2 separate regions of the Homo sapiens genome follow, and region 2 is linked to region 1. Evidence: read pairs that join two places in POLR2A ChIA-PET (ENCODE). Cell type or tissue: CD4-positive, alpha-beta T cell. All regions are shown on one strand. Links, peaks and the distances in the headings refer to the core of each region. The heading gives the core; the rest is flanking DNA.

What was found. ChIA-PET counts read pairs that join two places held together with the same protein. Peaks named below come from ENCODE experiments on the same cell type or tissue, not always from the same donor. Only the 100,000 strongest peaks of a DNase experiment are listed, where the experiment ranks them.
Region 2: POLR2A ChIA-PET joins it to region 1 with 19 read pairs; 2 of 35 experiments call an interaction of 5 or more read pairs at or near these places.

Annotation. Positions count from the first base shown.
Region 1 is chr12:126,763,098-126,779,889 of GRCh38, forward strand. LINC00944 (long intergenic non-protein coding RNA 944) reads right to left here and starts at 9,165. Exons shown (of 5, transcript NR_033878.1): 1 at 8,982-9,165. RefSeq lists enhancers at 8,739-9,938, 9,414-9,493. In CD4-positive, alpha-beta T cell, for the core only: no CTCF peak of the experiment used is centred there; DNase peaks (open chromatin) are centred at 5,614 and 9,254; H3K4me3 peaks cover 1,738 bases; H3K27ac peaks cover 1,485 bases.
Region 2 is chr12:126,890,275-126,907,066 of GRCh38, forward strand. No RefSeq gene overlaps it. Among named protein-coding and RNA genes, the nearest start is that of LINC02372, 24 kb to the left of the region's middle. RefSeq lists an enhancer at 12,103-13,302. In CD4-positive, alpha-beta T cell, for the core only: no CTCF peak of the experiment used is centred there; no DNase peak of the experiment used is centred there.

The DNA of each region.
Region 1 (16,792 bases), core at 5,114-13,113:
CTCTTTCTCTGCTGCAAACCCTGCTGTCTCAGTGTATTGATAAGTTACTATGCAGCAGGTATACACATCTGTTGGTCCTTTAACATGTATTCCATTATTTGTTCATTCACTCATGTTTTTGTTCTTTCATCCAACATTCCTTGAGAGTTTACCAGACGGTACTATTTTTCTCAATTTACTGGTGAGAAAATTGAGGCTCAGAGAGGTCAAATAATTGTCTTAGGGTTACACAGCCCATGAGCAGCAGAGCAGAAATTCAAACTCTCAACTGTTTGCCTGGATAGTCACAGCCTCTCTGTTTTACTGCCTTGCCTCACCTGCAGGTGCAGTGGGCATGGCAGCCTGCTGTGTTCCTCTCCAGGTCCCAGGGAACAGCTCTTCAATGGGGTTATGCTGGGTACCTGTTTATTCAAAGACAAAATGTTTCATGAGGGTGTTGGGCTTACCCGGGGTTACACAGGAAGTCACTATCTAAATCACATACATCCTGTGTTAGTCCCAGTGCCCATCAGTCCTTTTCTGATCACCACTCAAACTGGCTTGAGTGAGAAAGGAATTTATTAATTTGTTGATAAGTCCAGGAATACACGAGTTCCAGGTGTAGCTGGAACCAGTAGCTGAAGCATTTTTCTCAAGACCTGCTTTCTCTGTCTCCCTGCTCTGATTTCACTTGTGCTGGCTTTTCTTTCAGGCAGACTCTCTTCAATTGGTAACCCCTGACAGACACATGCTCTTGTCCTCGCAGAAGGCAGAAGATGTCCCTTCTCTACTCTTGCCAGCAGTTTCAGTGAAAGTCCTGGACCCGACTTCCTGCCCAGATAGAGTCTTGCATCCATCTGATATGGTTTGAATAACTCTCCCCTCTAAGTCTCATGTTGAAATGTGACTCTTGCCTTGTGGAAGGTGTTTGGGTCATGGGAGCAGATGTCTCATGAATAGGTCTGTGTCTTCCCCATGGTAATGAGTGCTAATGAGTTCACATGAGAGCTGGTTATTTAAAAGAGTGTGGCACCTCCCCTCTCTGTCTCTTGCTCCTGCTCTTACCATCTGATATGCCAGCACCCTCTTTGTCTTACATCATGATTCTAAGCTTCCTGAAACCCCACCAGGAGCAGATACTAGCACCAGGCTTCTCATAGAGCCTGCAGAAATGTGAGCCAAACTAAACCTCTCTTCTTTATAAATAACCTAGTCTCAAGTATTTCTTAATAGCAATTCAAGAACCGACTAACACACCATCCCTGAATCAGTCACCGTGGACAGAAAATGGAATGTTCTGATTGTTCAGGCCCAGATTATGTGCCCTTCCTGAGCATGTGGTGGAATCTGGAAGGACTGTGAGTGCAGCTATGATAGGAGTAGAAAAAAAAGGACTCCAGGTCAGCAAAACAGCAAACATCCCCTGTGTCAATGCAGGTGCACCACACAGCATTCATAAATGAGCATTCTTCAGGAAGAGAGCCATAGTGAGGGCCCTGGAACCATGCTGGACACACAGTAAATGTCAGAAACTGTCTGCTAAATGCAGTGCATCTAAACAAAAAAGGGCTCTGTTAGTACTGTATCTGGAAAAGCTTTATTCAAAAAGAAGACAATGCCTTGGAAAGCAAACTTCCTAATCATGCTGGACATTTCAAGGATGTATTTGCACTTTAAAAATGTGGTTGAGAAGATATGCTTGCAAACTTGAAACTTGCTTTCATAGTCTAGTTAAAGAGAAAAGTTGTTCACTAGACACTTGTTGATAAAGGGAAGTCGTATTTTATTCAAAGGTATTGCAATAAGGGAGAGAGACTGAACTCAACTCTGAATACAACAAGGACAAGGGAGGATGTTTAGCAAACTAGCTGAATAAGGAGATCAATGGATGGAAAAATAGGCATCAAGTGGAAAGGGGCGTTTGATAAACTGACCTAGAAAGATTCTTGTTAAGGGCAGACCAAAGATTTGGATGTCAAGGGCAGAAAAAGAAATATTTTATGATAAATAAAATTGATGGGTGGTTCTCAATATGCTGATTTAGCAGGCTGAAGACATGAAGGTCTTCAGGGTCAAAGCTTAGTCAAGGACAAAGATCAAAGAAATCAAACTAAAGTGTGGTCAAGAAAGCAGTCTTCGTCAGTAAACAACAGAATCCTGGCCTTAGCAGAAAGTCTGTTTTTCCTGGTTCCTCCACCCTCATGATTTTGAGTTTTTAAGGGTTAGTGTATTTTCTTTTCTTATTCTTTTGTATTTTTCTTTTGTAGAGATGGGGGTCTTTCCATGTTGCCCAAGCTCATCTTAAACTCCTAGGCTCAAGCGATCAACCTGCCTCAGCCTCCCAAAGTGCTAGGATTACAGGCATGAGCCACTGTACCCAGCCAGGGCAAGTATATTTTCAACTAGTGCAGGGACAGCAGTTCCCTTGTGGTGTAGAAAAGCTTCCTGGCCATAAAGCTGGGCAAACAATTAGAAAAACATTTAAGTGATGATTTAATATAAATAAGAATATTACAAGTTGAGGGCTTGATATTCCCCTATTAAGCATTATTAGTCAGAAATTGCACTGGATATGTGTGCAATCTATTTTACTGAGGAAAAATATATGTAGACTATAGACTTGCTAGTGTAATTAACAGCATCCTTCTAGTGAATTTTAAAGCATCCAATTTACTCAGATTGTAGTTTTCATCTCCCTACACTTGCTAATCAGTCTGTCAAGCATAATAGCCATTTTGGGATGGAAGTATTTAATCCTGTGTGAATGGGCTTATCAGTATGCCTTAGGAAGACAATATATGACTTCCTGGCAAAGAAATGGCTGCAATTAGGCAGTGATTATGAAGTGTACTTGTCATTATGGTTTTAAAAATCATACCAGGCTAACCTTGTGGTAGAGGAACTCACAAGGTACAACTGAAGGTTCAAAATATGATTACATTTGGTGACTGGGAGCATTCTTGACTCTTGACTCAAGGGTGTGGTTCTGAAATCTCTGAGTCCATCCCTGATGCAAAAAGATCAGCTTTAGCATCTGGCTCAATGGATACTGGGGAAATGTGTAGCTAACACAGGACCCAAAGTCTTGGGGAGGGTCATGCCACCATTAGCTTTACAACCCACTTGTGAGTGTGCCGATGTTGGAAACTTGAATCTCCTCATTACTTGGGGACCTAACTTCTTGTATCCCACATCACTGTAACAGTGAGAGAAATCTAACACAGCTGAATCAATCTTGTTTCTAACCTCACTAGCTAACTGCCTTTGATCATTACTATATGTAAAACAAGCTAATGATGGGAGGAAATTAGTTTATAGTTTAAAGCAAGGATGATAATAGCCACTTTCAAAAACTCATCCCTGAGGAGATAAAGAGGGCCATACACATAAATAACCATGGTATGTTAAATGTTTATAGGAGCATTGTGACCTGACCAAGGACAAAGAAGCTTCACAACCCCCTTAGGCTCCTGCCAATGCCTTGATGTCTGCGGTCACCTGTTACCCTCTGATCTCAGGCCCCTCCTTGATTCCCCTTCACCCAAATAAAAAGAAGCTTGGAAGTCATGCCTTTTAAGATGGTCCTTCAGGACATTAGTATGCCAGCTTCTCAGTTTGCTGGCTTTCTGAAATAAACTAGCTTTTCTAGCCCCAGTGATAGAGGCAGGAGGCAGAGAAATCCTAGGCAGACAAGGGCGGGTCCCTGGTAAAACCCCACCTTCAAGCAAAAGACAGTTTAAAGCCTGAAGGCCAAGCTACAAATCAAATCCACTCACCGGGTTGAGAACCTGTCTTCCTGTTTGACACACTTTCCTTTAGTTCCCACCCTTCACCTATTTTACATATACCTACCCTTCCCTAATTGCTTTTACACTGTGCCCACCTTTGAGTGCTACCTTTGTTTTAATCTTTTTTGCATATTCACAAATCAATCAGCATGCACTTCCTTATCCTGTGCCTATTAAAGCCCCAGACTCAGCCACACTGAGAGAGACCACCTGACTTCAGGAAAGAGATGACCCCACCTTCCCATCCTCTCTCTGCTGAGAGCTGTTTTGTTGCCCAATAAAATTCTCTGCTCTCATCACCCTTCAGTTGTCAGCATGACCTCATTCTTCTTGGACACAGGACAAGAGCCTGGGAGCCATCAAAGGCAGGTACCCAGGAAGGATGTAACACTGGCCCTCTTCCCTTGCTGGCACTGGTGGAGAGCAGTCACCCCACATGATAGAAGCAGCGGCAGGGCCAAGCCAGCCCCAGAGCCACACCAGTCCCAGAGTCATGGGCCGGAGTGGGGCAAGAGGCTGGCTGAGCTGCTAACACACTACTGCCCATTGGGCTGTGGATGGTGGAACTAAAAGAGTTAATTAGCACACTGTAACACCCCGTCTGGGGCTTCAGGGTCATTGGCACCCCTGCTTGGGCCCTGCAGCATTCCCCTTGGGGTGACATGCCTGGTCTGGCCGCAGGCCCCGCACAGAGTTTGCTCCTGTGTCAGCCCTCAAAGGGGCTGATCAGGCCCTGCACTCACTCACACACGTGCTCCCTCCTGCCAGGGGCTGAGCGTGGCTGGCGGAGTAGACAGGGCGCCCCTTGCTGTGAGTCCAGCAAAGGGGCCAAGAACAATTCTGCATCACCAACACCTTGTCTCTCAACTTATTGACTATTGTACAGCAAGCAGTGTGAGCTTTGGATTCAACAACATGAGTAAAGGCAAATGTATTCAGAGTAGGATTAAGTCACTTCGCTTCTTGTGTTCAGACTTGAGATTTTTCTCTCCCTAATTATATATTTATTTTTTCTTTTTGTTTTTTTTCTTTCTGTGAGATGGAGTTTTGCTTTTATTTATTTATTTATTTTGTTTGTTTGTTTGTTTTTTGTTGTTGTGGTTGAGACAGAGTTTCGCCCTTGTCTCCCAGGCTGGAGTGCGATGGCATGATCTCTGCTCACCGCAACCTCTGCCTCCTGGGTTCAAGTCATTCTCCTGCCTCAGCCTACCATGTAGCTGGGTTTACAAGCGTGCACCAACACACCTGGCTAATTTTTATATTTTTAGTAGAGACAGGGTTTCACCATGTTGGCCAGGCTGATCTTGAACTCCTGACCTCAAGTGATCTGCCCACCTCAGCCTCCCAAAGTGCTAGGATTACATGTGTGAGCCACCATGCCTGACCTCTCTCCCTAATTATCAAGGAGCCATAACTAATAATAATTTTGCATAGAAGCAGAATGTCTGGAGCTCCTGATCTCCCTGTAAATATAAAATCTAAGTTACTTTGCCCTGAATTTGGGAAATATCTGTCAGAATTATACTGTGACTCAGAATCACATGGCAGATACAATGGACATGATTTTTTGAGTTAGAGTTTAATGGTCTAGGGGAAAATGTCAAAGTCAAAATATTACAGACTATTTTAGGGCTACTTCAATCTGAAAAACAATCTTCAAAATCTGAATATTCTTTTTTAACCTGAATCTGAAAATCAGAGTTTAGCCTAAGCTGGAGAATTATAGAGACCTGAAATGTCATTCTGTTCCCAAGAGGAAACCGCAATAATTTTGAGACTCTAGAGTGAGGAAGAAAATTGTTTTCATCCACTTTTGATTGGTCGTGGTTTCATGTTGAGAACAGTTTTAACAAACAGGAAATCTGTCAGATTGCTTAGTGATATCGGTCATACACGAGATGCATGTGTCCTGTGTTAATTCTCACCACTTCAGGGCAGTGAGAAAATGCAAATGGTGGAATCCCACCCAAGTCAGTCTCTGCTGATTCTCTATTCTTTTTTGTTTGTTTGTTTTTTGTCTTTTTTTTTTTTTTGAGACAGTCTTGCTTCATCGCCCAGGCCGGAGGGCAGTGGCACAATCTCAGCTCACTGCAACCTCCACCTCCTAGGTTCAAGTGATTCTCCTGCCTCAGCCTCCCAAATAGCTGGTATTACAGGCGTGCACCACCATGCCAGGCTTATTTGTATATTTGTATTCTTAGTAGACACTGGGTTTCACCATGTTGGGCAGGCTGGTTTCGAACTCCTCACCTCAAGTGATTCACCTGCCTCGGCCTCCCAAAGTGCTGGGATTATAGGCGTAAGCCACCACGCCAGGCTGATTCTCTATTCTTCCATGAAAGCAAAAACTCAGATCTGGCTAATTTTCAGAGGCATCATGGCTTAATGAAAAGTACATGGACTTTGGTGTTATAGCTAGTGGTTAATCCTGGTTCTGCTACTTAACGAAGTGTGAGAACTTGGGCGAGTTACTGAACATTTCAGAGCCCAGTTTATCATAGGAACTTGGGCAATACTGATGTCTCTTTTAGAGAGTTGCAGCTGTGTTGAAGTGAATAACACTGTCAAGGGACAGGGTTGGCATCAAGTAAATTACTCAAAACAGTACTACTTTAAAAACACAATCTTGACAGGGGAAATAGCTCCTAGTCTTATATTTAAATAAGTGATAGGGATTAATTTTGTTTAATTTATGCAAGTAGCTCATGAAGTATAATTTTCTAAATCATAAAATTATGACTCTAAAAATACATAAAATTAAACCTGTATAAATTTTCTTTTAATTACTACTTAGAGAACCAGTAACATGGTAGGACTGGCTTAAAGAACATTTTTAAAGCCTAATATATAAAAGCAACATTAATATATGATGTATGAGTTATATACAAAAACTGGCTTATATTCAATATGACATATTTTGGGGGGTGTTATCTGTTCCATCAAATAGAAGTAATTTGTATCTCTACCAGGACAAAAACAACCTTACTAAGTCTGGGATGCTTATTCAATAGTATCAATGATGAGTTCACTTCCTAGCTGATTTTGCACATGGCATTTGGCAGGAGGGTTCAGTTCTTCACTGGCTTTTGATAGGAGTATGCATTTGTTGTTGTTGTTGTTGTTGTTTGTTTTGTTTTGGCTACATGGGTTTGAGTGTCTTGCTGAAATACGGCCAGATTTTCCTAGAGTAAGTGATGAGAGAGAACAATGCCTTTTATTTTCATGACTTAGCCCAAAAGCCATATGTAGTAGTTTGTTTTCATACTGCTAATAAAGACATACCTGAGACCAGCTAATTTACAAAAGAGAGAAGTTTAATTGGACTTACATTTCCACATGGCTGGGGAAGCCTCACAATCATGGCAGAAGGCAAGGAGGAGCAAGTCACGTCTTACGTGCATGGCAGCAGGCAAAGAGAAAGAGAGCTTCTTCAGGGAAACTCCTCTTTATAAAACGGTCAGATCTCATGACACTTACTCACTATCAGGAGAACAGCATGGGAAAAATTTCCCCCCATGATTCAATTATCTCCCACTGCATCTCTCCCACAACACATGGGAATTCAAGATGAGATTTGGGTGGGAACACAGCCAAACCATATCACCATATATTATTACTTCTGTTTGTAAATTACTTCTGTGAGTAACTCATTTGGACTCTCACTCACTGAGAGGGGAAATAGACTTAACATGATAAGGGAGGGTTTGTTAAAGAAAAATTTGTGGACATATTTTAAAGGCACCTACCTAACAAACAACCTCAGAACCTCAGTGGTTTGAAACAATAAGGTTTATTTCTCACTCATGCTATAGGTTCTTCAGTGATCAGTAGAGAGGTTCTGTTCATTATGATCAGATGCACAGGACAAATGAAAACCACTGTATTGAATACTATAGATCACTCTGGAAGAAGGAAAACAAGCTTTGGAGAGTCTTCAGCCAGCAGTTAAAGACCCCCATCTAAATACCACATTATTAGAATAAATAACAAAAACCACATAACCATCTCAGTATACCCAGAAAAAGCATTTAACAAAATCCAACACCTTTTCATATACATTTTTAAAAAACCACTCAATAAATTGGAAATAGAAGGTAAAGGACATCTACAAAAAACTCCACAGCTGTCATTATAGTTAATAGTAAAAGACTGAGTTATTTTCTCTTAAGATCAGGAATAAGACATGAATGTCTACTCTTATAACTTCTATTCAAAATTTTCCTGAAATTATCCAAGATAATTAGGCCAGAAAAATAAATAAATAGCATCCAGTTTGGAAATAAAGAAGTAAGTCTATTTATATTCAAACATGATATGACCTTGTGTATGGAACATCTTAAGAAATCCACTTAAAACCTATTAAAACTAATAATTAGTTGGACAAAGTTTCAAGATACAAGATCAATATACAAAAATAAATTGAAATTCTATATGCTAAAAGTAAGCAATCCAAAAATGATTTTAAGAAAATATGTAATTATATTTATAATAGCACTCAGAAATAATATGATATTTAGGAATAAATTCTTAAAAGGAAGTGCAAAACCTATGCATGTAGCACTAGAAAACATTGTTGAAAAGAATTAAAGAAGATTTAAATAAATGGAAAAAAATTCATGTTTGTGGATTGGAAGACAATATTGTTCAGATGGCAGTACTCCTCAAATTGATCTATAGATTCAATGTGGTCCCTATCAAAATTCTGGCTGGATTTGTTGTATAAATTGAGAAGCCTATCATAAAATTCATATTGAAACACAGGGGACTTAGAACATCCAAAACAGTTGAGAAAAATAACACATTTAGAGGACTCACACTTTCCAATGTCAGACATTACCCGGGCACAATAATTAAAGAGTGTGGTATTGGTATAAAAAAATGACACACAGACCAGTGGAATAGACTTGAGAGCCGTAAAACGTACCGTTACATTTATAGTCAATTGATATTCAACAAAAATTCCAGACAGTTGAATGAGGAAAAAAATAGGAAAAATAGTCTTTTCCACAACTGCTGCTGACAAGTATGTTTTGGATCCCTTCCTTACACCACACACAAAAATTAACTCCAAATGATCCACAGACCTCAATTAAAGAGTTAAAATTGTAATACTCTTAGATGAAAGTATAGGATTAAATTTTTGTTGCCTGGGTTAGGCAAAGCTGTCTTAGAGACAACACTAAAAGTACAAACAACAAAATATTTTGTTACTACCTGTCTTCCTGATGTGCGTCTAGTCTAGGCTGTTTTTCTTGTTATTGTTACTGAGACGAGAAGTCTTCTTCCGACCGAAGGTTCTTCTCAATCGAAGGGTTCGTGGTCTCACGGCTTCAAGGAATGAAGCCGTGGACGGCAGTGGCGAGTGTTACAGCTCGATTAGAGAGTGTGCTGCGGCAAGATTTATTAAAGCGAAAGTGAAAGGAAAGCTTCCACGTGGGGGAAGGGGACCTGGAAGGGTTGCTGTTTCTGGCTTGGGTATCTTATGCTTACATCCCCTTATGACCCCTGCCCTCTTCCTTTTTCTGTCCTATAGAATCAGCTTATTTTCTATCTGCTTGTGGGTTGGCGGGCCTAGTTGGTTAAAAACATCAGGCTGAAGCTAGAGCTTAAACTCCCTATATGACTGGTTCAAGTTTCAACCACTTAGCTTGCAGCTATGAGTCAGTTTGTCTTAGGGGAAAGTCCCCTTTGATTGGTTGAAGTTTCCATCCCTTAGCTTTCAGCTATGACTCATTTTGGCTTAGGGGAAAGTCCCCTTAGGGAAGTCCCTATTGACCCAGGAAGTCCAGCCAACTTAGCCACTTAGTCCCTCATTACAACTCTTCCCATTTAACTGAATGAACCACTCCTTTTTAAAAAAATCACCACTTTTTTTTTTTTTTTTTCTTAGAGACGGAGTCTCGTTCTGTTGCCCAGGTTGGAATGCAATGGCGCGACCTTGGCTCATTGCAGCCTCCGCCTCCCGGGTTCGTGCCATTCTTCTGCCTCAGCCTCCTGAGTAGCTGGGATTACAGGCGCTGGCTAATGTTTGTATTTTTAGTAGAGATGGGGTTTCACCATATTGATCAGGCTGATCTCAACCTCCTGACCTCGTGATCCACCCGCCTCGGCCTCCCAAAGTGCTGGGATTACAGGTGTGGGATTACACCGCACCTGACCTAAAAATCACCACATATTTTAAAGCACTATTTGTCTCAGGGCATTGTGGGATTTCAGTGATGAACTGGATTTAGCTTTTAGGTTGAACAGGAAACGTCAATAGAATTTTCGGTTTTCATGTCAGTGCAGATCTCGCAAAATAAAAATAAATGTGGCATTGGCTCTAAGGGCAGGGCCCATACACTAGTCCAGGCTATTCTGTAAATGATTAACACATCTCCAGGAGGAGATTGCCGCCCCAGAAACACCAATTCTGCTAAATACTGAAAGCAAATCTCACACTTGGGTTCTTGAGATCCCATAGAGTGTGGCTTTGCCATTCTAATCTCCTGGGGAGAGGGGAGATGTGGCAGGAAGAGACCACTGCACAGAAGACTCCTAGGCTGATAAGAATGTGTGAAGATGACCTGCAGATGAATATGCAAAGGAGAGTGCATGGAGACCACCAGCAGAGGACTAAATTAGAAGAAACAATCTGGAAGGGTGCAGGCACTGGTTTGGCTGCCATTAGTCTGAAATCCATACAGGAATTCAGAGGGGAGACACATGTTGCTAGAGAGACCAATTCAGGGCTAGAGAGAGGCAGAAGTGAATCTTCAAAGACAAGAGCTAAATTTTCAGCTGTAAGGAAGGAAAGAGATATTATACCAAGGTGCCTTGATTCTGATGGTCATGGTAAGTCATTCATTCATTCATTCATTCATTCATTCATTCATTCATCTGTTCGTTCATGCAGATTGTGGTGGTGGCACACAGGAGTTTAGTTTCAGACATATTAATTTAAAGATGCATAGTAGATATCTAACTGGAGACAGGTATTGGTAGTTGGATGGAGGAATCTTGAAGTAGGAAGAAATATTCAGGCTGAAGATATGAACTCTGTGATTTTTATTCTTATGTTTTTAAACTATTAATATATACCTTTTTCTGAAATCAATGAATTTCCCCAAGCAACTCCAGACAGATGTCTGGGGCCTCATTTATTTATTGGTTTCATAAATCTGAGCCCTCTTTGATTTAGCGTTATACAGCCAGCCCATCCCGGGCCTGATCTTTGCCATCCTAATCATGAACTAAGCCCCTGCCATGTAATTGTGTGTCTACTCCTCTGCCTCCGGGGATTGTAAGTACAGTGTTCTTCTTTATGCATCAAGATGTTATTGCTGAGATGTGAATCATGCAATTGCCAGGAGGGTCTCTGATCCCAGCTGCAACTTCTCCATTGAAGACTAGCACGCCCTACAGGGGGTTCAGAATAAAGGGAACCTCTTGACCACCCCTGAGAGCCCAGCCAACCAGCAACCCCAATGCATGAATATATGGCCATGACCTCAGTAGTGATTGCTCTCTCTTGGATAGGCCAATCTGTCTTCTAGAAAGTTAAAATTCTTCAGTTAAAAAGGCTCATGTGGTGCAAACTTGTAAAGACAAGAGGGGGGAATGTTTCACATTCTAATGATCTGTTTTTGAAAGTAATTTGAGGGTCCTTATATAACTCTGCTTTTTTTATGTTCCCACTGGATGTGCAACTATGTCATGCACGAGGCTGGGGACACCGAATGAATGAATGGAAAGTCAGTGAATAAATGACTGGGTTCTACGTAGACTCTGCCCCACCTGGGATCCAGTGTCTCACTGAGCAGCTGGTGAAACCTGATGCCTCCACTTCATACCTCTGTGACCTCCCTACTCCCCAGTTGCCTCTTCTAGCAGTAGACATGATAGACTTTCACTTGCTGGCCTCATTAATTCCAAAGATGACCTTGTGACTATGTCTGGCCAATGGTTTGCTAGCAAAAGCCAACCATCCCTCTTCTGGACTTGAGCATTTAAATCCCAGTGTCAAAACTTCCAGAGCTCTTCTTTCCCTTCAAGTCCAAAACCAAATAATCTAAATTTAGAATGGCATGTATAGTATGTATTACTTATGTAAAAATGGTGCAAAAAAGGGTGCATAACCATGTAATTGCTTGTAGATATATAGGATATTCTAAGGAAAATCAATAATAAACAGTAACATCTCGATCAAAATATCCCAACGCCAGTCCCAGATAAACGCATAAACATTTACCTCTAGAGCCCCAAATAATAGTTTCCCAGATGTGACTGCCTGCTCACTGTGTATATTGACAGAGGTTGTTGAAGTATTTCTTTTTTTTTTTTTTTCCGAGATGGAGTCTTGCTTTTCTGCCCAGGCTGGAGTGCAGTGGTGCGATCTCGGCTCACTGCAACCTCCGCCTCCCAGGCTCAAGTAATTATCCTGCCCCAGCCTCCCAAGTAGCTGGGATTTCAGGCATGTTCCACCATGCCCAGCTAATTATTTTTGTATTTTTAGTAGAGATGGGGTTTCACCATATTGGCCAATCTAGTCTTGAACTCCTGACCTTGTGATCCGCCTGCCTCGGCATCCCAAAGTTCCTGGCTGCAGTATTTCTTAAGTCAACCAGAATGAGCTCATCTTTTTTATGGAGAGACTTAAATAGAAATAACCAGCATTTATGATGTGTCCATGTGATTCTAGGTAAGAGTTTTCATCCAGGGTGGTGGGTAATAAGAATAAATGCAGATGGACTATTCTTAAAAGTTGTATTGGCTAGGTGCGGTGGCTCATGCCTGTAATCCCAGCACTTTAGGAGGCCAAGGCGGGTGCAATCATGAGGTCAAGAGATCGAGACCATCGTGGAACATGGTGAAACCCCGTCTCCACTAAAAATACAAAAATTAGCCAGACATGGTGCCAGATGCCTGTGGTCCCAGCTACTCGGGAGGCTGAGGCAGGACAATTGCTTGAATCCAGGAGGCGGAGGTTGCAGTGAGCTGAGATCATGCCACTGCACTCCAGACTGGGCAACAGAGCGAGACTCCATCTCAAAAAAAAAAAATTTGTATTTAAGGAACAGTGTAAGAAGACGTGTGTGCTGTCCTATGCTGGAGACAATCCTGGGATGTTTTCAGACAGACAGGGCAAAAAACAAACAAACTAAAAAAAAATGTCTGGCCAGTGTTTAGTGTCTCTGGTTGTGCCATAATAATGTTGATGAAATCAAATAAGCGGCACATGAGGGAGAGTTGTTTTTGTGAGGAACTGTTGTAGATTTGGCAACTGAGAAAGTGCAGGTGCTGAAAGCATCTGTTCATTTTCAATCATTATTATTGTTCACTCCCAGATATGCTGGCTATGTAAAAATATAAAGTCACTTCTACCAGTCATAAGAAAGATCGTTATCGATAGAGCTGGGAGACAGCCAAATGTGGCCCAGGTCATTGTGCACAGGCAGCTTGCCTAAAGATGCCCACAGTGAAAAATTTCATCCCTGAACCTATGCACAGTAAGGGAATAAAGCAATGTGGAGTGGCTCAGACTAAGGGCCCACCTGCCCACTGGGAGAAGCGAGGGGAGCCACTGTAAATTCACGCCTTATGCAGTGGGAGGAGCTTGGCCTCTTCAGCTCATGTGTGGTGGCCTGGTATTCAATCTGTGAGGTGGGAGCTTGTTGGCAGGGACCCCCTTTTTTTTGCTGAGAGCTTTCTTTTAATACATTTTGCCTTCCTCACATTTCAGTGTGTCCACGTGCCTAATTTTCCTGGTTGTGAGACAAGAACCCAGGTTTTAGCTGTGCTAAGGAGCAAAAAATCCTGCATCACTATTTTAAAAATGAATCCACAATGAGGTTGAAAGATGGGATTCTATGCACACACACACACACACACACACAATTGTTTGCATGCTTTCAAGCTTCATATAAATAGTGCAACTTGCTTTTGTTTTCTTAGTCATATAGTTTCAGATTTATTTGTGTTGAAAGATGTAGTTCTAGTGACTCCATTTTCAAGTAGTTATTTGGTATTTTATTTATTGATTTATTACACTGTTTTATCCATTATCTGGTTGGTAGACAATTATTATTTTTGACATTTCTGTGATTACAGATGATGCTGTTAAATATTCTTATATCTATCTCCTTGTGCACATACACAGACACACCCACGTACATGCCTATGTGTATATATAATATACATGTATTATATAAAATACTTTATGTGTATATACATATGCATATACACATCACACACATGCATATACACATGCATACACACAAACATCTGTATGTTTAAAAATTACATATACACTCAAGAATGGAATTGCCGCTTGATATTGCATATATATCTTTAATTTTACTAGATATTGTGGAATTGATTTTCCAAAGTTCTCCCGCTAAGATACATTCCCAGAAGCAATGTATGAACATTCTGGTCTCCTTATATCTTCTCTATAATGGTTGGTACTGTCAGGTGTCTAAATTGTCTGCCCGTATTTTGGATGCTCGGTAGTAGTTCATTTGCTTTAATGTGCGTCCATGGAATTGACAGTGAAAATGAACCACCACCTATATATGTCTTTTGCCTATTTGAAATTATTCTCTAAAATATCCATTTATAATGTTCACTGATTTTTCTGTTAGTTTGTTTGTATTTTACTTATTGCTTTGTTAAAACTCCTTCTCTATTCTGGATACTATTCTCTTGTGTTTTGTGAGTTATGAATATCTTTTTGTATTTTGTAATCTGCATTTTTTATTTTTTGTCTTTTATTCTATAGAGTGATGTATTTGGCTGTTCAGTTATGGTTTGCAAGAATTTTTTAAATATAAGCATAATTGCCACTATGTATCCAACAATTGGTAAGCTCTAATCTTTGATGTATATTATCTTAGTGCTCACATCAACCTTGTGAACAAAGCATTGTCATTATCTCCACTTTACCAACGAAGACTCTGAGATCAGAAAGTCGAGTCAATTTCCTAGGGTGAAACAGTCAGTATGGTGCTGAACTTAATCCAGCTTCTTGTGTCCTCAAGTCTATGTCTTTAAAAATGTCAATAAATAAGTGATACATTGGCCTAGTTGTTCAGGATGTAGGGAAGAGATTAGCACATGTGCTATAGTGTGGGTGGGGACACAATGGTATTTAGGAGAGTCATTCATTCATTCATTCATTCATTCTGTGTGCGTCTGTCCATTCCCTTCATCATTTCAGTCATCAGACTTCTACTGGGTGTCTACCACGTTCCAAGTACTCCACTGAAAACAGAGGTAACCAAAAGAATAAGAGAGAACCTGTGCTCAAAGTCACCAGTGTGTGTACAAAGGGTTGTGTTCCATGGTACCATTAAAGGAAGTAAAAAGGGTAATGAAATTTAAACTCATAACATACATAAATAAATTATAATGAAGATAAGAGCAAAAACATCAATAATATTTATAATAGATAACAAATAGAGAACATGAATGAAAACCATAGCTACTGCTTTGAAAAGATTAATAACATTGATAAACCTGTAGCTTAAGTGAACACTAATAAAAGACATACATTACCAGTATGAGAAATAAACTAGGTAACATCCCTAACATGCTACAGATGCTAATATAATAATAATGAGATGCAATGAACAACTTTGTATCCATATGTTTGATAACTTAGATGAGATGGACAAATTCCTTGAAAGGCACAAACTGTGAAAGCTCATTCAGAAGAAATAAGTAAATAGTGTTACTTATTTTAATTTAATTTAGAGTCTCAAACCTTCCAAACAAAGAGAAACTCAGACCCAGGTAGCTCCACTAGTGAATTCTATCATACATTTAAGAAAAAAAATAATAATCCTACGTAAACTCTTTAGATAACAGAAGAGAACACTTCAGAGCTCATTTGATGAGACCAGATTGTCCTGATACCAACATCAGACAAATGCAGAAATTACAAAACCAGAAAACTATAGACCAATTAATTGCTTATGAAGATAAATAAAAATTATCAACAAACTATTAGCAAATCAAATCCAGCAGTAAAACAAACAAAAAAATAACATGCCCAAACCAAACAGGGCTAATTCCAGGACTATAAGGCTACTTCAACATCCATTAATCAATTAATGTAATTCAAAATATCAGCAGATTAAAGAAGAAAAGCCATCTGATCCTTTGAATTGATGCTGTAAAAGCATTTGACAAAACCTAACGTCAATTTATGGCAAAAAATCTTAGCAAACTAGGAATGTAACTATTTTACCTTAATAAATAGCATCCATAAAAATCGTATGTTTAACAACATATTAAAGGCTGAAATAATTAAAGTTTTCCCTGAAAAGAACAGAAACAAGGCAAGGATGTTCATCTCACCCATCTTATTCAACATTGTACTAAAATTCCTAGCCCATGAATAGGAGAAGAAAAAGAAATGAAATAAAAGGCATGTGGATTAGAAAGGGAGAAAGAAACCCTTCTCTATTCATAAGGAACAAAACTGTCTTACAGAAAATCAAATACATTTTGAAAAAAAAACGGTAAAAGTAATTAGGGATTTATCAAGAATATAGTGTAAAATGTCAATATATCAAAAACTCAATTGTATTTCTATATAGTATCAATGAACAAATTGAAATGGAAACATAAAAGTGCTATTACAATAATACCCAAAACTATCAAAACTATGAATCATTTAAGTTTATGTCTAGTAACATATATGTAGGACCTATATACTGAAAACTATAAAACACCAATAAAATAAGTTAGAGAACGATACTCATGTTAATGTATTAAGAGACTCAACATTTTTAGTATGTGATTTCTCTCCAGACAGATCTACAGTTTTAATTTAATATTCATCTAAATCTCAGAAGATTTTTGCTGATATTGGCAAGCTGACTCTAAAACATTTGTAGAAATGCAAAGGATCTTGAAAAGCCCAGATAATTTTTAAGAACAACAAAATTGGAGGTCTCAAGCCTTAAAACTATCCAAATTTACACCTTAGCATAAAGGCATAAAGTTTCAGTAATCAAGCCAGTCTGACATTAGTGAAAGAA
Region 2 (16,792 bases), core at 4,181-12,180, 130 kb after region 1:
TCACACCCAAGCCATCTATGTCCAGAACTTGGCTCTTTGCCAGAAGAATATGTTAATTGTGATATCAATTAAAATAATTCCAAAATGCGACCTTTCATCACTCTTACAATAAATACAAAAAGGTCAGGGAATCAGAATTAAGGGCCAAGCAGCGTTAATGGTTATTTATTCATTTATTTATTTATTTTTGGTTGTAGAAGGCTCTCATTCTAGAAAACATAATTATCATCTGCATGGGTGACATTTAATATTTTCTGCAACCTCTTGTGACATTTCCTCAGTGCAAAAAAAAGTGGTGAGTGATTACTATCTAGAGAACAATAGGACAATTGAACTAGAAATGTCAATCACAGGAAAAGGTCAATTATCAAAATATTCTAAGAACATTTTCTGGACCTTAAGGCAAAAACATTTTTGAGTTCACACCTACTGCACTTATTAGAAAACCATTTACAGCATTAAGTAACATATTAGAGTAAATTACATCTTAGACATTTGTTTTGCATCTTCTTGATATAATACAGTAAAGTAAATGGCCCATAAAGAAGAAAAGAGTAATTTTTCAATCAGAAGATTTTAAATATGCAAACAATATTATCCATATCAGAGCATGTACAAAAAGGAGTTAGCTGCATTTTCTTGATGGAAGTTTTACAAAGCTTTCATAGGCAGACTGATTATTTAAAATGGTTAACATTTTGTTCTATTAGATCATATATTCTGTGTTTCTGATGATTCCCACTATTTCAGTAATAACATTATCACAAATGTTACAGGGTATGTTGGCAGAAAATAAACCCCAAAAATTTCATGAAACCTTAATAATTTGACTTGAGATTACCCTTTCAATGATGTCAGAATTTGTCCTACTTCTTTGGAGGTTATAGCTTTGTGTATTACTATTTTTAGTCATTGTACTCTGTATCAATTAAAGCAAACCTAGCAATAGTAACAGATAAACTTGTACTACCAGTCAGCCCACTAAAGTGTCTTTAGAGTCCAATTGGCTGCTGGAATATGAGAGGCTCTGCTCCACACAGTCACTTAGGGATCGAGGCTTCTCCCTTCCAGTGACTGTGGAAGCCCCTAATATCTCAAAGGCAGTCTGGCTTCGTTGCACCTTGGGCCAATAGATGAAGAAAGAGTATTAGAAATATTGCATGGGAGGATATTAGGGACACACTTGGAACTCCACATAGGAATGTGCCAGATAGTTCATTAACAGGGACCAAATCATAAATCACATACTCTGCTCGCTGCAATAGAGGCCAGGAAATTTACCTGTATGTCCAGGAAGAAAGGGAATCAGATATTGTGGACATATAGCAAGCCCTAACATACACTCATTACATTTTGATAGTCCTCTTCAATTGCAAATCCAGCTTCCAAACATAGAATACAAACACCAAAAGCTGTATTTTTTAACCTCATTGTTACAGTTGGGAAGGAGAACGCGACTTGGGCTCTGCCAATTCGACACTTTTATGTGAGATTTTGATACGGAAACTACATTAGGAAATAACTGTGACACAGGGCGTCAGTATTGTGAAAGATGGTCACAAATGTGGTAGCATGATTCCTGGATCAAGAGTGGTGGTCTCATCTTCTCAAGTGTTACAGCCATTATGACTCCTCCTACTTCAAGGCTCCTCCCACCCATGGCTCTTCCCATCCATGTCCCCTCCCATTTCATAGTCCCTCTCCTTCATGGCTCCTCCCATCCAAGGCCCCTCCCACTAATGGCCCCTCCCATTCCACAGTCCCTCATCTCCCTGGCTCCCTCCATTGTATGGCTGCTCTGGTTTCCTGGTCTTCCCACTTTTAATTTTTCTTTACCATGCTGGCTGGCTGTTTGAAGTGTCTCTTGGAGTTGTTTCTGGAATCTCAGGCAAACCTCTGCTACCCTTGCTTTGACAATGCATGAGCTTCCTAATATTTCTTAATATGCCCTTTCCTGCTAAAATTAACAAGAGTGGATTTTGTTTTCTGAAATTAAAGATGCTGAATGTAATAGCCCTTTGTTTTGGAAAAACAGAAAAACAAAGACAACAAAACACACAATCTTTAATTCTGAGGTTTCACCCTGGCTTCCCTTGACAAGCAAGAGAGTTCTGTTTAAGCCACACAATATACTAGTGCTAACATTTACAAATTATAGGATTTTATCTCTAAACCATGAGATCTGATTTTTTTAATAAGTGGAAAGATTTGACATATTTGAGAATAGATATAAGGAAATCTTCACTCATTAATGCAGCCAACATTTTTTGAATGCTTATGATTTACTAAACCTTTGTAAAAGACAGAAAACAACTTCTAGGGTATTTTCTTTTGGTCAGGTTTTATTATCTGATACAGGCATGAGTGTTTACTCTTCTTGTGAGATAATCAATAAAGTCTTGATGGAAATGGGTATCAATTGGTGGATTCCTGAGCCTTAAAGACCAAATAGGTTTCGCAAGGAGAGACTGTGTTGTGGAAATCGAGATGCATCATTTTCCTTTCTGAAACTGAATCAGCAGCATTCAGATTTGTGCATTTCACTTTTGGTCATTTTCAGTGGGCTATTTCATAGAGCTCCATGAAATGACTTGATAGTAATTGAATTGCTCTTGTCCTTTGAAATAATCAGTCTCAATAATCTTAACCACTGGGGGATGGGGCAGGGGGAATCACTGGGTAACAGAAGTTCCAAGTGACAGGAGCCCCATTTTCCTCTTTAGAAGAGGTATCTCCTGGTGTTAAGGGAATGTGTTTGCATGTTCTCACTCATAAGTGGGGGTTGAACAATGAGAACACATGGACACAGGGAGGGGAACATCACATACCAGGGCCTGTGGGGGTGGGGAACAAAAGGAGGGAGAGCATTAGGACAAATACCTAATGCATGCGGGGCTTAAAACCTAGATGACAGGTTGATAGGTGCAGCAAACCATCATGGCAAATGGATACCTTTGTAACAAACCTGCACGTTCTGCATATGTATCCCAGAAAGTAAAGTATAAAAAAAAAAATTCATGACTCAGAGCAAAAATAAAAGTAGCAAAGTTAAAAAAAAAAAGGAAATTCAGATATATCAGCTTTCGAAGTGCACAGGTTCTGGGTCCTGCCATTTGGCATGAAATAGAGTTTTTCAATCTCAGCACTATTGACATTTTGGGTGGCACAATTCTTTCTCCTGGTTGGTTGTTCTGTGCATCATAAAATGTTTACAGTTATCCATGCCCAACACCCACTAGATGTAAGAAGCACTCCCTTCCCAGTTATGACAACCAAAATGACTCCAGACCATCCCCGATTCTCCTGGGAGGAAAGCTGCCCCCTCACTGAGGACCACTGCCTTAGGAACTGAGGGAGTTTTGTTTTGTTGGAGTGAGACTATTTTGATAATGATCTTGTAGAGCTGAGAAATCACATACTCTTCAATTATTTGGAGGCATTTTGCCTAAAAAGATGAATCTGTTGTTTTCAAAGTGTCCCTATACTTTGCAAATTCACTTGAAACAATAAACTGGACACTTAGAATGATCATTCAGTCCAAGTAATCATTCAAATATAATTTATTAACTTGTTTTAAACTCTAGTCCAAGTAATCATTCAAACATAATTTATTAACTTGTTTTAAACTCTAATCCAAGTAATCATTCAAACATAATTTATTAACTTGTTTTAAACTCTAGTCCAAGTAATCATTCAAACATAATTTGTTAACTTGTTTTAAACTCTAGTCCAAGTAATCATTCAAACATAATTTATTAACTTGTTTGTGAAATTTATCCTTTTTTTTAACATGTATGGAAAAAACCTGGATTCCTGCATGACTGCGTGGAGTAGAAACTCCCATTCACCCTCACTGAGCCATGATGTAACAAGAATCAAAACCTTCTTGATTTAAGCCAGTGAGATAATACAGACCTCCATGACTGAGTAATGTTACATGGTTTCAGTGTCGAAGTTGGCATTTTTATTCGGAATCCCAATAGTGTTGAAGATGTCCTAAAGCCATTTCTCAGCAGCCAGGCTGAACCTCAGTAGAATTCTCTTTAGTTTGTCAATGAGATAAAGATTTCAAATTAGTTACAAAATTTATAAAATCCAGAAATTTTATTAAAAATCTGAACTTCCAGTATTCTGAAAAAAAAAATGGCACTGTTGGGCTCATATTCCTCTCTTATGAAAGGACTGAAGGAGAGTAATAGGTAGTCTCTAAAACACTAAATTTCCCATCTGCTACACCAGGCCACCCTCACTCACTAGTGTCACCTTCTTTCCCTTCCGACTGTGTGACATCCACCATAGACTGACGGTGAATAACTACTAATTCAGGATTTTCCACACTAGCAACTTGAGAAATGTTACTGGTATATCAAAATATTATTTTACCTTTTAGAAGATGTCCATGTTTGTCAATTTAGGAAATGTGGATTTTGTTCTTTATTCATCTCCTTTCCATGTCTGCATTTCTGAACACTGGCTTGTGCAAAAGCAAAGAATGATTCCACTGTTCAAATTACTTTTCTAAGAGATGTTTCACTGAAATACAGGCCTATAGCACTTCTTTCCTTTTTCTCCTGTGTGCCAAGATAGAAAAAGCAAACAAACCAACAAAAAACTATACAGGGCCAGTATCTAACAAATGGATAATTTGTATTAAGGTTATAAATATTCTCTGTCTCTCATCCAGTGAAACCTCTATTAAGGGTTCTCTTGAAGCATGAAATCTATCTCATTATTAACTGTTTTTAGAAATGATTTCCCTAGGGTGTCAACTTAGAACAATTTTCCTTATCAAAACCTACTTCTTTGTATCATTCAACAATCCAATTACTTTCTTTTCACACTAATGATCTTTTAAAGGTTGTGTTTTCCTTTCAGAGATAGCAGTGAAATCCACAGTGTATTTTATTTCATGGGTGGCATCCTTTGGGGGCAGAAGAATAAGATTTCTGTGGAAACTTTCAGCTCTTTATTTAGGCTCTCCTGATTTCTCAGATTGGCTATTTAATTAAAACCTACATTTGACTAGGCTCGATGGTTCACACCTGTAATCCCAGCACTTTGCGGGGCCAAGGCGGGTGTATTGCTTGAGCTCAGGAGTTTGAGACCAGCCTAGGCACGGCGAAACCCCATCTCTACTAAAAATACAAAAATTATCTGGGTGTTGGTGGCGCGCACGTGTAGTCCCAGCTACTCAGGAGGCTGAGGCACGAGAATCGCATGAACCCAGGAGGTGAAGATTGCAGTGATCTGAGATTGCGCTACTGCACTCCACCCTGGGTGATAGAGTGAGACTCCGTCTCAAAACAAAACAAACAAAACCTACATTTCACTCTCCCTCTTACCCCGGCCATTATTTTACTCCTGCCTTCCTTCTTTACTTTCTTCAAACCTTTTTTCAATATTTTATTGTGTTTTCTAAGAACCACATTGTCCAATGGTAAACAATATGTGGTTCTAACTGTATAAAATGTTAGAATTAGGTCTCTTTCTTTAGCACGTGAAAAAACATCACATTATTTCTAGATAGAAGAGATGGAATTTATTGGTTTACTAAACAAACATCCAGGGTACATTTGAGTTTCAGCTGCGGCTGTATTCAGGGGCTCAGAAGGACATGGTTTATCTTTTTTCATCTCTAAGTTTAGTCTTCTGTTGTGTCAAATCCAAGACACACTTCTTTTGTGAAGGCAATAAGAGCCACCTGTAGTTCCTGTAAATTTAAATCTTGCAAAAATGAAAGTTATTATTTCCCCCAGAAGTCTCATACATCTGGGGTGTGCAGAATAGAGTTAAGCCAACTGTCCTAAGACTGCTGTCCTTGGAATGCCTTGTTTACAAGGTTGGTGCTTGGCTGCCACCTTGGAACTTGGATGTCAAGAGAGTTCCTGCCATTTCCTAATAAGAATGACTCACTGCATCAAGATTATTTATGCAAACAATGTGGTTTATGGTGACCTCCTGTATTTTGGGGGGAAGTCTAGAATTTTGATATGTGCCAGGCAGAGACTCCTAATGTAACCAGCCCTCAATAGAAACTCCAGGTGCTGATTATCTGATGAGCTTCCCTGAAAAACAACATTGTGGACATGCTGAGACATGTTCCAGAAGGAATTGAGTGCTTCCCGTATGGCTTCACTGGAAGAGGACTCTGAAAGTTTGTACCTGGCTTCCTCCTGACTTCGTCTCATGCACATTTTCCATTGTCTAATTATGCTTTGCTTTTTCAATAACCAGTCATATTCAGGGGTTGATTCTATGCTGAGTCCTGTGAATTCTTCTTATAAATTACTGAACCTGGTAGTGGTCTTGGGAACCCTGACACATTGGGATTCACTCTAATTGCAAGCAGATCCTGGGCAGGTCTAACAGGCTGTACATTCCTTAGGCCCTCAGCTGATGGCCTGTTCCCCTAGAGTAGGAATTGTGCATAGTTTCACATCAGCTGGGCACTTTGACAGGTTATTCATGTGTAATTGTCCTCAGGCTGATACAGGTGGTATGGTGAGACGTTGCTGGGCATGAGGTCCAGGAAAAGTGGTTGGCTGAGGGCAGTGTTTGCAAATATGCCAGGTGATTAATTATGTTTTAAGGTATGTTCGGGTGCTTAGGTTGGGGAAATCAGAATCTTGGTAAATTCCACTTGGCATGTGCTTAGAACTGACAGGACCTCATCCTATAATTTTTGTATTTTTAGTAGAGACAGGGATCTGACAGGACCTCATCCTGGACAAAAAGAGTGCTGTCATCATTAACCCTGAGGACATGAGATTGTCAATAAACTTCCCCCACCAAACACACGTACCTGGTTATCTTCTGAAATATCTGTATATTGTGTGAGGCCATGACAATCTCCAAGATTTATATGTCAAGGTGTTACTCTCCCCAAGCCACCAACCCTCTGTTCTGAGGTTTCCACAATCACATGTGCATTCATGAGCACAATTCTATGGCCAGACATGAGTGAAACCCTCAAAGGGATTCTGTGTACTGATTGGCTAGGGCCTGAGTCACATGGTCCACATAAGGCCTGGGGTGATGTCACCTTCCAGAGCACGTGGCCTGAGACTGGGGTGGGGGTCTGATTTATCTAAACATATTCAAGGGGCTCTGAGGTTACAAAGGAGGATGGGAGATGAGGTGTCAAAATCATAATGCATGTTGACTTGTATGGAGCCCATCTTTTATCTCTGTAAATAGTAAATGAATAACTGTAATACCAACCTTATAAATGTTGCAATTAAAGATTCTAAATCATTTATTGGCCAGGAGCACTGGCTCATGCCTGTAATCCCAGCACTTTGGGAGGCCAAGGTGGGCAGATCACCTGAGGTCATGAGTTCGAGACCGGACTGGCCAACATGGTGAAACCTGTCTCTACTAAAAATACAAAAATTAGCATGGCGTGGTGGTGCATGCCTGTAATCCCAGCTACTTGGGAGGCTGAGGCAGGAGAATTGCTTGAAACCAGGAGGCGGAGGATGAAGGGAGCCAAGATCGCGCCACTGCACTGCAGCCTGGGTGACAGAGCACGACTGCATCTCAAAAAAAAAAAAAAATCTAAATCATTTATGAAAATGGCATAGGGAGAAATTTCTCCGTGACATCAAGGAAAGCTTCCCGAAAAGGAACGGATGAGTTGAGTCTGGATGGATGACTAGGAGTGGCCAGGGAAGGGAGGGGAAGCCTGTGGGAAAAGGCATTTCTTTCAGATGCTTGCACTGAGCTTGGAGTGACAGAATACATAATGAGAAATGGCTTAAACAGCAATACCAAAGATGCTCATGAGAACAAGTCAGAGGAAGGGGATTTATCGGAACTTTTAGTTGCTCAACTATGTCCTTTGGCATTTAAGGTCTTTCTTTTTATTCTATTTTTATCAGTCTATGGCTGCATTTGCAGGTTTTCTCCCCATGGTTGCAGGAGGCTGCCGCAGCTCCAGACAGCAGCACAGCTCACATATCATAAGGGAGCAGGGTGGGTGAAGATGAAATTTGCACGTTGCATCTTTCTTTTTATCAGAGAAATTTTTCCCCCTAGAAGATTCTGGCAGACATCTTACATCTCATTTACCAAAAGCTAGGTCAATGTGGCTACCTGTGACTGCTAGAGAGGCTAAGAAAACAAACTTCTGTGATTTTCTTAAGAATGAGTGGGACCTGGGCCCTGCCTGCAACAAAGACAGACACTGGAATAGCATCTGTCACAGCAATTCGAAGAGAAAGAAAGGCGGGGAGGGAGAGCTATAGGGAGGGAGAGAGAGGGCAAGGGGGAAAAAGAGAGAGGGGGAGAAAGAGGTAGAGAAGGAGAAGAGAGAGGGAGAGAAGAGGGAGGAAGAGAAGGCAGAAAGGGAGAGGAAGTGGGGAAGAAAGAGGAGAAAAAGGGAGGTAGTTGGGGGAAGAGAGGGAGAGAGACGGGGGGAAGAGATAGGAGAGAAAGAGAGGAAGGGGAGAGAGAGGGAGAGAGGGCTAGAAAGGAGAGGAGCACAAGAGAGGGAGAGAGAGAAGGAGGGAGACAGAAGAAGGAGGAGAAAGAATGGGGAAGGAAAAGAGAGAGGAAGAGAAGAAGCGAGCAAGAGGAGAGAAGGGAAATGGAAGAAGGGAGAGAGCGAGAAGGGGAGAGAGATCAAGCTGGAAATGAAAATGCATGTTGTGGCCACAGCATTACGGTACTTGGGTGCCAGGCTGCAGAACGTGTGCAGCACTTCCAAGGGAATAGGTAATATGGATATGACCATACAGACATCTAGACACATTCCCACATAACTGGTGTGTTCAAATTGTTTGTAGCTATTGCCTAGAAATAACATCTGTACTGTTGCATGTGTAGGACTCCATGCCCTTGTATGTCATATGTGTGAATCTGCATCTGTGTGTGTGTGTGTGTAAGTATATGTATGTGAAGAGTGTGCTATAGAAGTCTTTGAGTTGAAGAATCTGCATTGCCAAGAAAAAAAAATACAGAAAAGAAAAACAGGCATGATTAGTAGCCAATTTTTTTGAAAATCAGAACGATGCCTGTACTTATCTAGAAAATTCAAATAATCGGAAAGCGTTGTTTAAAGAGAAAGGAAACAAAAAACAAGAAGTATGAAACAGTTTTTCATCCCTTCCATATTTCCCCTAGACCACAGGCAATCATTCTTTACTACTTTTGTACTTTAAATATTAATCTCCAGAGCTCAAAATACCATGCTTCTTTTTCTGTCTTGATTCTTTGCTAAAATAGCAAAGAACAGTTTTCCTTCTCCTTTCAGAGTTCCTTTTTCTTCAGGGTTGCTTTACTCTTTTTGATTTCTTGGTTTTTTGTTTGTTTTGTTTTGTTTTGTTTTGTTTTGTTTTGTTTTGGAGACAGGGTCTCACTCTGTTGCCCAGGCTGGAGTGCCGTGGCAGGATCATAGCTCACTGCCATCTTGACCTCCTGAGCTCAAGCGATCCTCCCTCCTCAGCCTCCCAAGTAGCTGGGACTACAGGTGCATGCCACTATGCCCAGCTGATTATTCTATTGTTATTATTTTTAGTAGCAATGAGGTCTTGCTATGTTGCCCAGGTTGATCTCACACTACTGAGCTCAAAGCTGTCCTCCTGCCTTGGACTGCCAACGTGTGTTTGCTTGTTTTATTTTTTGTTTGGTGTCATTTACGTTGAAGGGTGTCCTCGTGTGTGGTGGTCTTTTTTGCTTGTCCATGTCAGAAAGTGGGAACTAAGCAGTGGAGCCTGCGGCTGGTTGCCGGGGCTGATCCCTGTAGGGTGATCTGCTGGGTTGTTTCATTCCTGAAGCCTTCATGCCGGCTGCTTTAGGCATTTCTTCTTGCCTTGGTCAAATTCTTCAGAGAAGGAGCATCCGGTCTCCTGTGAGGAGGGTCTTGATCTGCCGTCATCACCCTGGAGCACGGCTGAGGAAGAGACTGTGCATCCCAGTGTTCAGTGCACCCTTGCATGTGCTCAGTATGGACGCTCATTTCCAGCCAGGCCGGAGACTTTCTCTTTGCTGTCTGCGGAGAAGAATCCAACATCAGTGAGGGCGGGTATCTGTTCTGTGCGGGAAACGCGCAGGGGAGAAGAAAAGACACACACACACAATACCTTTAAGGGTAAACAGCCTTTATCCCAAGTATATGGCAATACAGATACAGTAAGCAAATCATATAATAAGCAAATGATACAATACGCAAATTACAATGGGAAGGGGAGAAGGGAAAAGATGCATGTATTTACACTCACCAGCCTATGGAGGATTCACCCCCAGACCGGGAAGGAGCAGCCTGGGTTCCAGAGTCGGCCACTCGTCCGTGCACGGCCGAGGAGAGGTCTCAGGAAGCTTCGGCACAGTCTGGGACCCGAGCTCTTTTTGTAACGAGTTGTTTGGCATGAGGCCCAGTCACGAGGGCCCCTTGCGACTTGGCTCAAGGAACACAAAAAGGTCAACTCGTTTTTGCAATTGTCTATCGTTTTTCAATAACTGACGTATAGGAATACATCAAAATAGAGATTTCTCTGAAACAGCGCTAGATGAACGCCTCAAGGTGCTCACACAACCTGTTCCGGGACTTGGTGACCATTGTTTGTGTCCACTTTCAATTGAGTTCAAATTTAATATTTACCTTTTCCTCCACAGTATCCAGGTGCCTGGAACTGGGGAGGGGGGCAAACTCTGTGGAATAAATGTGATTGCTGTTTGACTCCCCTTCCCTCCCCACTGGTATAGGATTTAACTTGCTGGGACCCCCCACTGTTTGCCAACTTCCGTTTCTTGTTTGTTTTTTTTTATTACATCCTCTCCTTTTCCCTTTGTCTCTTGGGTTTATGACTTACAAACAGAATCAATATTTGCATTTTAGTGGTGTTTGGGAAGGAGTGGGGGGGTACAATTTGACATCTTTACTAAATGCTGATTAACCGATCTTTTTTACAATTTCATTTGAATAATTTAATGTTATGTAGACCACAGTGTAATGGGCTACAAAATGTAAGCTTTTAATTTATTTCATCCCATATGATTACTATCAATTTCTTGATTCTTCCATTATGATGCTTTCTCAGCTATTAGTGTCGTCTAACTGCCAGTAAAACAGACAAAAATTCAGCGCCAAGGGTTCAAGAAGACAAAATCAACTCCTTTTCTTTCTTTGTTTTTTCCCTAGTAGGTATAGTTTGTTTGTAAATCAAGCTTTTATGGAAATGAAGGGGAAAAACCTGCTAACATTCTTTTTTCTGCCTTAACCTCCTAGGATGAATGATTCCTTGTACCCTCAATGTTTTGACCCTCAAAAAAAAATCCATTTTAACCAGGACATCTACATAACTTTGCTCCCTGAAGTCCTATGGAGCAGAGGCAAAAGGTCAACATATTTTCATAATGTACATTTTTTCTTACGAAAACATATTTCTTGAATGGATTTTATGCCAAGTAATAATTAGACCTAATCCCTAGGTCTTCATATGTTAACCCTGCACCATGATTAATGATTCTGTAAAAAATAAGTAATGTTTGCATTTTCTATACACCATCAACCCAGCAGAGGAATAAGAGAATGCTTTCAACATTTAGTTAACCCTACGAGTGAGAGAATTATTTGACTTTTAAAATTAAAATAACTACTGCACATCTTGATTCTCATCACATTTTTCTCTTTATTACTGTTTTTATCCTGTTACCTGTCACTCGTATCACAGGAAATGATGCATCCTTTTTTTTTTTTTTTTTTTTTTGGCTTTTCAAAAATTTTAATAGCTTATTCCCTGTTAAAGCTAAGAAATACTTTCCAGTATACCCTACCTCCCAAAGTATCAGGGATTTTTTGTTTTTTAATCCAAGAGAGATTTATGAGATCATAAAACACAATCTTTATGTTCTTTGCTTCCCTTTTCCCAAAATCTAAAATTATTCAGAAATATTTAACCTTTTCTTGATTTGTAGCCATTACAGCTAATTGGAGGATCCTGCCATAAAATGATGGCCCTCTGTCATGTGTTGCCTACTTGTTTAATTTAGATTTGTGGTTTCTTGAAAGCCAACTGAAAGTGTTTGACCCCTCATAGGAAAATCCTGTTGTGAATGAGAAGGATTCCACAGATCACATACCAGAGCGGTTTTGCCTCAGCTGCTCTCAACTTTGTAATCTTGTGAAGAAGCTGACAAGCTTGGGTGAGACAATGTTTTGCATGATGCATCCTTTATAAGAAATAACAATTTGCTACAATTAGCAAGATTCATATTAAACGGTTAAAGAAGTATATGCTTTTTATTGACAAAATTGAAAATTATATAGGGAAAATCTTTCTTTCTTTCTCCCTCCCTCCTTTCCTCCCTTCCTCCCTCTTTCTCTTTCCCTTTCTTTTTTCCTTCCTTCATATACATGTTAGCATTTCCTTTATGAACAAAGAGGAAGAAGAGAGAAATGTCCTCAGAGGGGAAATATGTTCAGTGATCTGTATTTAATTCACTCGTGTATATTATGAACCAGCTACTATTTTAATTTCATATTCTGTATTTGAAATTCCTAATCACACTTTGTTTCACTCCATCTGCTTTGCCCTTCCCCTAAAGCTTTATTTTCCTTTACTGAGTCACCTTTTATAATTTACTGAGAACTCACAGCTTTAATTTCAAGATGATTACTCTCTACTTCTCTGATGACAAGAGTTAAGAGACGCTGATGTAATCGCAAAGGAGAGGAATTCCACCTACCTGCAGGAGTTGGCCTAGCAATTCTCAGAAGGTAGGAACCAGAAGGGGCAGCCTCTGAGAACTCCACCTTCAGGGCACTGGCACAGATCCTGACACTGGGGAGGGTCAGTGTGTTACAGGAAAGGGGTCCTGATCCAGACCCCCAGAGAGGGTTCCTGGATCTCGCACAGGAAAGAATTCAGGGAGAGTCCATAGAGAAAAGTGAAAGCAATTTTATCAGGAAAGAAAAGGAAAAAAAGAATGGCCACTCTGCAGACAGAGGAGCCCTGAGGGCTGCTAAATGCCCATTTTTATGGTATTTCTTGATGATATGTTAAACAAGAGTTGGATTATTCATGCCTCCCCTTTTTAGACCATATAGGGTAACATCCTGACGTTGCCATGGCATTTGTAAACTATCATGGCGCTGGTGGGAGTGTAGCAGTGAGGACAACCGGAGGTCATGCTCATCGCCATCTTGGTTTTGGTGGGTTTCCGCTGGCCTCTTTACTGCAACCTGTTTCATCAGCAAAGTTTGTGACCTGTATCTTGTGACGACCTCCTATCTCATCCTGTGACTTAGAATGGCTTAGCCTCCTGGGAATGCAGCCTAGTAGGTCTCAGCCTCATTTTACCCAGTTCCTGTTTAAGATGGAGTTGCTCAGGTTCAAATGTCTTTGACAAATGCACTCCCCACGTGGATGCTCAGAGTCTCATGGAGAGAGTTCGCAGCCCTGTTCACTCTTCTAGGTTTTTGGAGTGGTACAAAATGATATAGAAAATTAGGTGGTATTTTACAATCTGCAGTACAGTGAAGGGGAAACTGTTCTACTCTTTACCTGCATTAAGTTTATAATTTAATAGCACCTTTCTGAATTTCAACTTTGGTATTTAACTCAACCAGGCTGAAAAGTTTCTTCCAAAGCTTCCAAATAGTACATTAATAGTCCTGGTTTTAGAAAGCTGTTTAGCGACTTCAAATTCTGGATAGCATCTCTCCGCACAGCTCTGAATAAAGTTACCAATACCTCCTTATTGGAAATCTATTTCTGTAAATGAGACCTTCAGTGACCAAAATCAATCTTTTCATTTTGAGGTATGCTCTGAGAAGACATTAGACCTGTTGTGCCACCCTTCCAAATGCATGCCCTCTGGGCCCTGGTGAGCTTCAGAAACATCAGGAATGACCTTTGGTGTCAAGAACTGATGACTGGATTAACCCTTCTTGGTGTGGTGCTTTTTATCCTTGCAGTTATGTCTCCTAAAATCTATCCTACAAATGAACTTGAGGTCATGGGTTAGTTCTGCTCACCCCTTCTCTGGATCTTATTTCTGATTTACTGAGTATCCCCTACTGAACTGGTGACTCCTGCTCAATATCTTCATACATCTGAGTCACTGACCACATCAGATGGAGGAGATAGAAATCCTGGGCTAAACAACAAACAACTCGTTGTTGTTGTTGAGACAGGGTCTTGCTCTGTTGCCCAGGCTGGAGTGCAGTGGTGCAATCATGATTCACTTCAGCCTCTACCTCCCTGGCTTAAGGAATCCTCCTGCCTCAGCCTCCTGAATAGCTGGGACTGAAGGCACACACCACCATGCCTGGCTATATTTTTTCTTTTATTTTTTGGTAGAGATGGGGTCTTCCTATGTTACCTAGGCTGGTCTTGAACTCCTGGGCTCAAGGGATCTTCCTACCTCAGCCTTCCAAAGTGCTGAGAATACAGGTGTGAGACACTGAGACTGGCCCTGAATAACTTTTTTTTTTTTTTTTTGAGACTGAGTCTCACTCTGTTGCCCATGCTGGAGTGCAATGGCACGATCTTAGCTCACTGCAACCTCCGCCTCCTGGATTCAAGCAATTCCCTGCCTCAGCCTCCTGAATAGCTGGGATTACAGGTACCCACCACCACACCTGGCTAATTTTTGTATTTTAGTAGATATAGGGTTTCACCATCTTGGCCTGAATAACTTCTATGTGTAATGCTTGGCAACAAATTAAGCAAAACAGATATCAGATCACAGCTCAGAAAACTCATGCATCTGACGTTGCTAACAACATGTGATTCTAATATACACCAAAAATGGATGTTACTGGAAAGGTCCTGATCCAGTACCCAAGAGAAGGTTCTTGGATCTCACGCAAGAAAGAATTCGGGGTGAGTCCATAGAGTAAAGCGAAAGCAAGTTTCCTAGGAAAGTAAATAAATGAAAAATGGCTATTTCAGAGACAGAGCAGCCCCAGGGGCTGCTGGTTGCCTCTTTTTAATGGTTATTTCTTGATTACATGCTAAACAAGGAGTGGATTATTCATGAATTTTCCCGAGAAAGGGGTAGGCAATTCCTGGAACTGAGAGTTCCTCACCTTTTTATTCCATATAGGGTCACTTCCTGATGTTGCCATTGCATTTGTAAACTGTCATAGCTCAGGTGGGAGTGTCTTTTAGCATGCTAATGCATTCTAATTAGCATATAATGAGTAGTGAGGACCACCAGAGCTCACCCTTGTTGCTATCTTGGTTTTGGTGGGATTTGACTGGCTTCTTTACAGCATCCTTTTATCAGCAAAGTCTTTGTGACCTGTATCTTGTGCCGACCTGTGATCTCATCCTGTGACTTAGAATGCCTTAACCTCCTGGGAATGCAGCCCAGTAGGTCTCAGCCTTATTTTACCCAGCCCCTATTCAACATGGGAGTTGCACTGCTTCAAACGCCTCTGACACATATATTCTTTAAGCAACAAAACTTTAGTACAACCATATTTTGCAGTATCCTTCCAAAATGTGTTGTGCTTTCTTGTCCTTTAAGCAGAATATGAGGAATATATGATAATGTGTCTGAGTGCTTGTGTGACTGTGTGGGTGTCTGTGTGTGAGTGACTGTGTGTGTCTGTGTCTGTGTGTATGTGTCTGTGTGTGTGACTGTGTGTGTCTTGTGTCTGTCTATGTGTGTCTGTGTGTCTGTGTGTATGTCTGTGGGTATGTGACTGTGTGTGTGTGAGACTGTGTGTGTGTGTCCGTGTGTGTGATTGTGTATGCGCATGTGTGTATGTGACTGTGTGTATCCATGTGTGTCCATGTGTGTGTCTCTGTGTGACTGTGTCTGTGTGTATGTGTGTGCATCTGAGTCTGTGTGCATGTACCTGTGTGTGTTGGTATGTGGGACTCTGTGTCTGTATGTGTGACTGTGTGTGACTGTGTGTGCATGTGTGTGAGGCTGTGTGTCTGTGTGTGTCTGTGTGTTTCACTGTGTGTGTGTGTGTGTGTGTGTGTGTGTGTGCATCTGACTGAAAATCATCACTATGAGCATTGGCTGTTGGTCGGGTACCAGCATTGGATGCAGTGAGGCCTCTGAAGCTGCCTAACTAATCCCATTTGTTGCTTTATATACCGCTCTCAGACAAGCATGTTTCTGGGGTTTTTCTCTTAGTTTTTTAATGTCTAATCTTATTGCTGCATGCTGTCACTTTTTATTGCTCTCAGTGTGCTTTTTCCTAACAGGTTTCACATGTGCAAATTTGCTTTTTGTAAACAACCTTTGAGGAAGAAATCTTTGTTTTCTATGCTGTTAAGTTCCATGAGGGAAGGACCTCATTTCTCTTGGTCTCCTTGCACCTGGCACACAGGGAGGCTGAAAGGAGAGCTCATTAAATATTCACCAAGGGAATAATCAATTCTATTTCAATTGAACATAAAGGAAGAATAAGTGTCTCAGAATCCAAATGGCTTAACATTGCCTAATACAGAAACTTGGTGGGTCTACATTGGCTTCTAACAGGCTTAAAAATCTCTTGGTTCTTGGTTATGTCATTGGAAGATGTACTTTCTTGGCAGAAATTCTCTTATTTTTTCCCCAAGACCTCCTTGGCCACGTCTTGTTGGAAATCCTCCTTTTCCCTCTCCATGTGGTTCTAGAGAGCTCTTTTGTGATTACCCTTTGAGATATCTTCATGCAGGGATTTCATCTGAATTTTGCTGTGTACTCAGTTTGGGGGAGAGACCCTTCAAGAAATATGACCACTCATTGCCTTTTGCATGTTTTTTTCTACTACACTTGACTTTAATTACCTTACTCTTATTTAAATTCTTTGAGTGCTCTCCTGTCTCATTTGCAGCTGTTTACA